2 separate regions of the Homo sapiens genome follow, and region 1 is linked to region 2. Evidence: read pairs that join two places in POLR2A ChIA-PET (ENCODE). Cell type or tissue: GM12878. All regions are shown on one strand. Each heading gives the region's core, and the rest is flanking DNA. Links, peaks and the distances in the headings are about the cores only. Region 1 has its middle 46 kb from the start of BCL2L14. Region 2 overlaps LINC01252 (long intergenic non-protein coding RNA 1252).

The links. Peaks named below come from ENCODE experiments on the same cell type or tissue, not always from the same donor. Only the 100,000 strongest peaks of a DNase experiment are listed, where the experiment ranks them.
Region 1: POLR2A ChIA-PET joins it to region 2 with 5 read pairs; 8 of 35 experiments call an interaction of 5 or more read pairs at or near these places.

Annotation. Positions count from the first base shown.
Region 1 is chr12:12,023,008-12,027,406 of GRCh38, reverse strand. No RefSeq gene overlaps it. Among named protein-coding and RNA genes, the nearest start is that of BCL2L14, 46 kb to the left of the region's middle. RefSeq lists an enhancer at 3,295-3,344. In GM12878, for the core only: no CTCF peak of the experiment used is centred there; a DNase peak (open chromatin) is centred at 2,166; H3K4me3 peaks cover 2,099 bases; H3K27ac peaks cover 2,989 bases.
Region 2 is chr12:11,551,614-11,556,012 of GRCh38, reverse strand. LINC01252 (long intergenic non-protein coding RNA 1252) reads right to left here. Exons shown (of 8, transcript NR_033890.1): 3 at 3,320-3,433; 4 at 2,331-2,447; 5 at 1,943-2,164; 6 at 1-758. It overlaps LOC124902877 (a long non-coding RNA gene), which reads left to right. Exons shown (of 3, transcript XR_007063210.1): 2 at 41-230. Among named protein-coding and RNA genes, the nearest start is that of LINC01252, 5.8 kb to the right of the region's middle. In GM12878, for the core only: a CTCF peak has its summit at 1,869 (motif pointing left); a DNase peak (open chromatin) is centred at 1,872; H3K4me3 peaks cover 878 bases; H3K27ac peaks cover 1,946 bases.

The DNA.
Region 1 (4,399 bases), core at 115-4,114, 470 kb before region 2:
TTGGCTTGAGGAACTTTCTTTAATATTTTTCATTGTGCAGTTGTGCTGGTGATAAGTTATCTCAGCTTTTATTTATTCATTTTGCCTTCATTTTTGAAGGATATTTCCACTGGATGTAGAATTCTAAGTTAGCAGTTTTTTTTCTTTTAGAACTTCAAAGATGGGATTCTGTTATCTTCAGGATTGCAACATTTCTGGTGAGATGTCAGTGATAATTCTCATTATTGCACCACTGTAGTCAGGTGGGATTTTTTTTTTTGTCCCCTGAATTCTTTTGAGATCTTTTCTTCATCATTGTTTTACAACGTTTGGCTATGATGTGCTTAAATGTGGTTTTCTTTGTGTTTATCTTGTTTAAGATACATTGAGATTCTTGGATCAGTGGATTGGTACTTTTTTGTCACATTAGGAGGTCATTATTTTTTGAAATATTTCTTCTGCCCCAATTCCTCTTTGCTTTCCTACTGAGACTACAGTTATGTATCTGTTAGACTGGTTAATAATATCCCATATGTGTAACTCAAGCTCTATTCTTTTATTCTAGTCCTTTTTTGCTCTGTGTGCATCAGCTTGGATAATTTTTATTATTCTGTCTTCATGTCTACTAATCTTTTCTTTTGCAGTGTCTAATCTTCTGTTAAGCCCATCTTGTGACTTATTTCAGTTATTTTAGATACATATATAAACATATTTTTTAGACAGAATCTTGCTCTGCTGCCCAGGCTGGAGTGCAGTGGTGCAATCTCGGCTCACTGCAACCTCTGCCTCCCGGATTCAAACGATTCTCCTGCCTCAGCCTCCCTAGTAGCTGGGATTACGGGCTTCCACCACCACGCCCAGTTCTTTTTTTTTTTTCTTGATTTTCAGTAGAGACACAGTTTCACCATGTTGGCCAGGCTGGTCTTGAACTCCTGGCCTCAATGATCTGCCCGGCTGGGCCTCCCAAAGTGTTGGGATTACAGGTGTGAGCCACCGTGCCCAGGCAGTTATTGTAGATTTTTGAGTCCCATGATTTTCATCTTGTTTCTTTTCATAATGTCTATTTTCCAATGAGTAACTGTTTTTCATTCCTTATGTCCACTTTTTCCCTTTAAATTCTTCAATATATTTAGTCATTTTAAAGTTTTTCTTTGCTAATTCCATCTGTATCACCTCTGGGATTCTTTCTATTGGCTGCTTTCTATACTACTTGTTTCCTCCTTGTTACACATTGAGTAATTTTTTATTACATGTCAAACATTATGGTTTTATTATCTTCCTGTAAGGATCATTGCATTTGTTTTGGCAGGTGGTTAATTTATTGGTGGATCCGCTTGGATCCATTATTGAGTGTTGTAATTTGGCTTTGTTTTGATGGGTCCAGTGCAGCCTCTCTCTAGTGCTGGGGTGGCCCAGCTCCACAGGTGTGGCCTTTCCCGGGCCTCTGTTGAAAGCCCAGGCTGTTCATCAAGCTCTTTCCACCATGGACACTGAGAACACAGTGTCTCTTCCCACCATGTGACCTCTGGAATCTCTGTTCAGTGCACAGCTCCTACTACCTATTCTCTCTCTCTCTCTCTTTTTTTTCTTTTTTTAAGAAACAGGGTCTCACTCTGTCACCCAGGCTGGAGTGCAGCAGCACAATCTTAGCTCACTGTAGCCTGAAGCTCCTGGGCTCAAGGGATCCTCCTGCCACAGCCTCCCAAGTAGCTGGAACTATAGGTGCATGCCACCACACCTAGCTAATTTTTAAAATTTTTTGTAGAGATGAGGTCTTGCTATATTGCCCAGGCTGGTTTTGAACTCCTGGGCTCAAGCGATCCTCTTGCCTCAGCCTCTCCTAAGATGCTGGGATTACAGGCATGAGCTACTGCACCTTGCCCCTGCTACCTATTCTCTACTAGGCTTTGTGAAAACATTACCCTGTACATGTGCAGTTTTGTTTTCAACTAGATTCAGGTGGTCTCCTCTGCAGATTTTTGGATTTCTGCTCTGTGCAGCTCCTGCCTCTCTCGTACCCTGTCCCACACACTCAATCCCTGCAGCAGCCCTAACCTTCGGTCTCTTTCCTCCATCCTCAGTTTGGGCTCCACTTCCGCGTGCTGTGGTTGGAAAGCCCCAGGCAGGAGGCCAGAGTAAATGTGGGTTTCACCTCTTGTGTTTCTTCTCTCAAGCATCACATCCCTGCACCATCTGTAGCGTTGCACCTGAAAACAGTTTCATATAATTCGTCCAGTTTTATTGTTGTTTATGGCAGGAGGGCACAACCAATACCCCTTACTGTGTCGTGGTGACAACCACAAGTTAGACCAGACATCATTAGTTTATTTTATAGTTAAGGGAACTGAGGCTCAGAGCACAGAAGCACTTTGCTCAAGATCATCTGGGAACCAGCTGAGTAAGGGCTAGGACTCAGGTTAGAGCCTATTAGAGCCCCATTAGGGGCTCTTGACGTTACTTCCACTTTTTGTTTCCCACTTTCCTTTCCTATCTTGTTCCCCTTCGAGGAGAATATACGGTCATCTTGTGTCCACCTTGGTGTCCCCATTTCTGTCATATTTCACATTGACTCTCATTTTCACGGCTTTGAACTTTGCTCTGTCTTATCTGGAAAATTCTATATTTTAGACCTCCTCCCCTTTTTGCTTCCATTTTTGTCAGAATATCTATGTTGCTTATCAATTATTGTATTTTCTCAGTATCAAGCACCGTGCTTGGCACGTAGACATCTCTTGATAAATGTTTGTCGATGGGACCAAGGAAGAAATGAGTATCATTTTATCCTTTTTTTTTTTTTTTTTGAGACAGAGTCTCACTTCTTTCACCCAGGCTGGAGTGCAGTGGTGCGATCTCAGCTCACTGCAACCTCTGCCTCCCAGGTTCAAGTGATTCTCGTGCCTCAGCCTCAGTAGCTGGTATTATACAGGTGTGTGCCACGATACCTGGCTAATTTTGTGTATCTTTAGCAGAGACAGGGTTTTGCTATTTTGGCCAGGCTGGTCTCAAACTTCTGGCCACAAGTGATTCACTCGCCTTGGCCTCCCAAAGTGTTGGGATTACAGGCGTGAGCCACTGCGCCTGGCCTTATTCATCTTTTGACCCTTTTCCGCCATGTGTCATTGAAAACAGGTGCGCTGTGAGGTCCAGGTGAGGAGCAAAAGTCTGCAGGCGTTGGCAGGGAGAGCCCCTGGCATGGTGTGCCCTTCACACACAGCCAGAACATGCTTGTCTCTTGATACGGGCTGTTGGCTGAGAATTCATGCATTTCTTTGTTATTCTTGTCATACTGGAATTAACCTACAGCCTTTTTTTCGCTTTCTATATCTTTCCTTCTCCTGGCAACAGTTTCATAAAGATCCCTTTCATTATCCATTTCAATCATGCCACTAAGATCTATCCACTTCTTTCTTTTAATTTTATCATCACTCTTTCCTCCCTACATTTCTAGCACACACTAGAATCTCGTATGCAATTTATTTCTGCTGTATCTTTCTCTTTTCCCCATTTCCATCTCTGGATGCTTTTCTAGAAACCTCTCTGTGGTACTTTACATTTCATCATTTCGATTCCAATGTATTCATCCTGGTTTCTCTGTTTATTGCTTTGCTTGAGGGACTCTGCTTATCTCTTCAAAGCCTTTGATTTCAGGGCCACTTTCCTTGAGCATCTGCTCACATCATTTTCCTACTTGTCCACCACTGCCAGCCAGGGAAGATCAGAGGCCTGCCCTCCCGCTGATCTCCCCTCTTTTGTTTTTAATCCCTTCTTGTTCCATCAGGAATTTCCTCCCTTCTTTATACCACTGCCAAACTTAGGTTTTCAGAGGTGAATTTTGGCTGTTAACTTCATAAAATACAAATGGAAACATCATTCCTGTTGCGTCACAACCTCTGTTCTTTCTTGTACCTAGAAACTGGGCCACCCTCCTGGCTCAGTTTCCATTTGGTAGCCATGTGGCAGCAGCTGGTATGTGTGTTTAAATAAACCCCATTCAGTTCTGTGCTCTTGAAACCTGCATTATTTGGTTTGTTGGGCACTCGTCTTAGATTTCCCATTTCATTTTTTTCTCAAGAATCCGTGGAAATCTTCCTCTACTCCTTCCACCTGTACCTTTCTTGTGGCGTTTAGGAAGCGGATCATATGTTTGTACATAGCTTTTCTCTTGAAAATTTCATTAGGGGGCTCTATGGATTTCTTTCGGGGAACATGCATTTCCATGAAGTGAATCGTTTTGCTTTTTTAGGTCATAAGCATTGTTATGTATCATCAGATCCAGATCCCATAAGTCTTTGGAAGGTTCTTATAATAAACTGTAAACAAAAATCTCACTCTGAAAATTGTCTGGTAAGGAAATCCACAGAGCCAGTTCCTTTCCTAGTTCCTGGTGAATAAACTGCTTCAAACAGGTAATACCTAGATT
Region 2 (4,399 bases), core at 212-4,211:
TCCTTTTCCAATTCACGTGTCTTCTCTTTGCTCCCTTAAGTAAACGAAGAGCTTCTTAACCAAGCCCTCAGAACTAGCTGCCTTGATAAGGATCAGCTGGAGCCAGTCACAGCCTACGCTAGTTTGTGGGCAAGAAGAAAAGCACTTAAAGCAAACTCCCACCCTATGTGGCTCAGTGGATTCACTATCTGCACTACCTCTTTTCAAGAAAACAGGTTTTTGGCACTGTGGTGAGTTTCAGCCTAAGTTCCTAGGCAAGCTTACTTTCCCTGGTTTGAGTTGGGGAGGATGGCGTTACTCTTTAGTAATTTTGTTGCCCTTTCTTGTGTTGCTATTTGTCAGTGCCTGTATATGATTTTTCCTTCATTTGCTAGGGATTAGGGAAGTTAGGTAGGGTTACACTGTTGATAGCAAGTGATCATGCTTCTGTGCAGTCTCCTACCAGATTTTTTGCTGAATGAAAAAGCAATAATAATCGTGATGAGGAGGAAGACAAGGAAAACAACTCTAAAAAAGATGGAGAAAATTGTCGCATAGTTTCATGATAGCTCACCAGTAAGGGGTGCTACCTTCTGTGCTAAGGCTTAGGTAATCATACCCTTTACCACTGTGTGTTGGCAAGAACTGTACTTGAAATCAGGAGACCTGGGAAGGCTGAGGAGGGAGGGTTGCTTGAGCTCAGGAGTTCGAGGCTGCAGTAAGCTATGATCACGCTACTGCACTCTAGCCGTTGACAGGCGACAAAGCGAGATCTGTCTCTAAAAAATAAAATAAAGTAAAATAAATCAAGAGCTCCAGATTTTGAATTCTGTCTTTGCCATCTGTATTATTAGTACCAGTTACTTAACATCTCTAAGATTGTTCCATCATCTATAACATAACATTAAAAATGACTATTGACAAAGATGTTTGAGAAATAAAGGAATTAAAATTGCTGCAAAACACCATTTTCTCAGTGTTTGTTGGATCTGGATAATGTTGTGATATATGAATTGCATCAGAGTGTTGTCATCATTCATCATCATCATCATCATCCATCATTTCTAAAGTATCTAGATTTGTTCTAGAAAATGTAGCATGCTTCCCAAAGACAGAGTTTCTGACAACTAAGGGTTGGCAGTGGAAGGGAATATCCCACAGAGGTGCTGAAGTCAGTTTGCAAAGAGTTTCGAAATATTCAGCAGGAAACTTAACTGGTAAAAGAAAAGGATTATTCAGGGAGCACCCAGCATGCCACTCATTCTATGTGTGACTTGTATACACTTATTGAAGAATCAGTTATACTGCAGGGTTTGATGTGTTCAATAAATGTTAACATAATTTGTTAACATATAAAAATGGCACAAAGCGATCGTTTTTCTACCTACTTACCGCTTGAGAGGTTTTTTCCTTCTCATCCATTTTGACCAATTTCATAGAAATTTTATTTTCAAATTCTAAAAAGCTATTTCTCTCCATATCCTTGAATGCCTCTGACAGAAGCGACTGGAATCCCCTTTCTCTCAGAACAACGTTCATTAAACATATTTGGTTAAAAATACGTGGAACTCTAATAAGTTTTACTTTAGATAACACAGAAAATCACACAGGGTCTGCATACTTCATGCTAAAGAGCCTTGGGGTTTAGTGAAGAGGAGAACAGAAAATGTCTCTGACTTTGGCTTTGGTCTGATTTCCTCTGATCACTAATTTCCTAGCCCACATGTCTAGGCTAGGACACCATTGTCTGAGAGAGACAACTTCTCTTGTTGTTGTTCCTACAGACTATCCTTGTTGCACGAAGCACAGGATAATCTGTCACCCTGGCTTTTTGGCTTCCTGCTTCAGCACCACCTCTCCTTGAAATGCTCATGTATGGATATGGGTTCACGGGTTCCATCTAGCGGCCACTACTCAAATAATTTGAAAGTCAAGAACATTTCATAGATGACATTGACCTCACCTTTGCTTTGACGTACGGGGAAATTTAGATCTCAAGAGGTGAAATGAAGCATCGTAGGCACATGGCTAGTTAGTGGTAGAACTGGGGCCATCACCAGCCTCCTGACTCCAGCCCAGTTTCTCAGCCACAACAAGGTTTTTTTTTTTTTTTTTCCACAACCTTGATATTCTTCCTCCTACAAAATACTTAACTCTCCAGAGACTTAAACATCTTGATTCAACTCTGATACAAAAATAAGCAGAAAACATAACAACTGAAATGATAACTATAGCAATAAAAATATTATAGATTTCCATCGTATGTACTGTAACAATAAGATTCAAATGAATGAAAGATATAGCAGATTTCAGTATGGGGGAGTTAATGGAGGAAGATGGAACTCCATTACCTTCTTGAATGTGAAAGAGTAGATAAATTGGAGGAAGCTCCTAGGGGAGGGCATTTCAGGAACATGGAAAAGCATGAAAAAAATGTCTTCATGTGATGAAGAGGTTGGTTGTATTCCCTAGGCAAATATTAGGAATTAAAAAACAATTATTTCATGTTATTTAACCTATTAATAGATTTTTAAAGTGTACAACATAGTAAATTTCGACCTATTTTACACCAAAGAGGCAACTGACACAATCAAGATAATGAACATGGCTGGGCAAGGTGGCTCACGCCTGTAATCCCAGTGCTTTGGGAGTCATAAGTGGGAGGATTTCCTTGAGACCAGGAGTTCAAGACCAGCCCCAGGCAACATAGTGAGACCTCATCTCCACCAAAAGAAAAAAAACAGCCAGGCATGGTGGGCTGAGCCTGTAGTCCCAGTTGCTTGGCAGGAAGATCCCGTGGGCCCTGGAGTTTGAGGATGCAGTGAGCTATGAGCTGGGTGACAGAGCATGACCCTGTCTCTAAAAAAGCAAAAAAAAAAAAAGGATATTCATATCCTCCCCACCAAGTTTCCTTGTTGTGCCCCCTTCGTAATCCTGACTCCTCTCTCCTCTGGCCCATCCCACTCAGACAACCAGTGACCTGCTTTCCGTCACTTTGGATGAGTTTGCATTTTCTAGGATACTTGTACATTTTTTTCATTTTGAAACAATTTCAAACTTATGGAAAAGTTGCAGGTGTAGTAGCACAAGAGCTTCCGTACACCTTTCATCCGGATTCCCCAGTTGTTAACATTTTACCATGTTTGTCTTCTTATTCTATCTACACATTTATACGTATTATTGCTCTTAAATTTTTCTGAACCAGGTGAGAACAGTTGCAAATATGATGCCCCATGAGCCTTTACTACTTTGGCATGTATTTCCTTAAAATGAGGACATTTCTATAACCAGAGTGCATCCATCAAGATCGGGACATTACATGGGGTGCGGTGGCACATGCCTGTAATTCCAGGTACTTGAGAGGCTGAGACAGGAGAATCGCTTGAACCCAGGAGGTGGAGGTTGCAGTGAGCCGGGATTGTACCACTGCACTCCAGTCTGGATGACAGGGACTCTGTTTCAAAAAAAAAAAAAAAAAAAAAAAAAAAGAGAAAGGAAAAAGAAATGAAAAAGATCAGGAATTTAACATTGATGTAATAAAGCCACAATCCGTAGACTCCATTCAGATTTCACCAATTTTACAATAACGTTCTTTATAATTCCAGAATCCAACCCAGGATCATGTGTTGTGTTTAGTCATTATATCTCTGTTAGTCTCCCTTAATCAGGAACATTTTCTCATTCTTTCCTTGTTTTTCATAACCTGGGTGTTTTTAAAGAGAACAGGCTAATTACTTCGTAGAATGTCCCTCAGTTTGGGTTTGTCTGATGTTACCTTATTGTCAGATTTGGGTGGTGCGTTTTTGGCAGGACGTTCACAGAAATGATGCTGTGTTTTCTCAGTTTGTTAGAGTAACTTAATATAGATTTATCCTGTTTATAGACAACATTATATGTTAGCACTCGATTAAGATGATATTGGCTAGGTTTCTATGCTATAGAGCTAACTAGTAAGTAATTTGTATTTCTAAACTACTAATAAGCACTAAATATTTTGGGGGAGATACTTTGAGATTGTATCCATTTCCTCATCAAATTTTCACCTACTAGCTTTTCCATCCAATGATGATTCTATCTAAATTAGTTATAACTATAATGGTTGCAAAATAATAATTTTCTGGCTGGGTGTGGTGGCTCATGCCTATTATCCCAGCACTTTGGGAGGCTGAGGTGGATTGTTTGAGCCCAGGAGTTGAGACCAGCCTGGGCAACATGATGAAACCTCATTTCTACAAAAAATACAAAAATAGCCGTGTGGTGGCACACGCCTGAAGTCCCAGCTACTTGGGAGGCTGAGGTGGGAGAATTGCTTGAGCCCAGCAGGTTGAGGCTGCAGTGAACTGTGACTGCACCACTGCACTCCAACCTGGGTGACAGAGCAAGACCCTGTCTCAAAATAATAACAATTTTCTAATTCCAT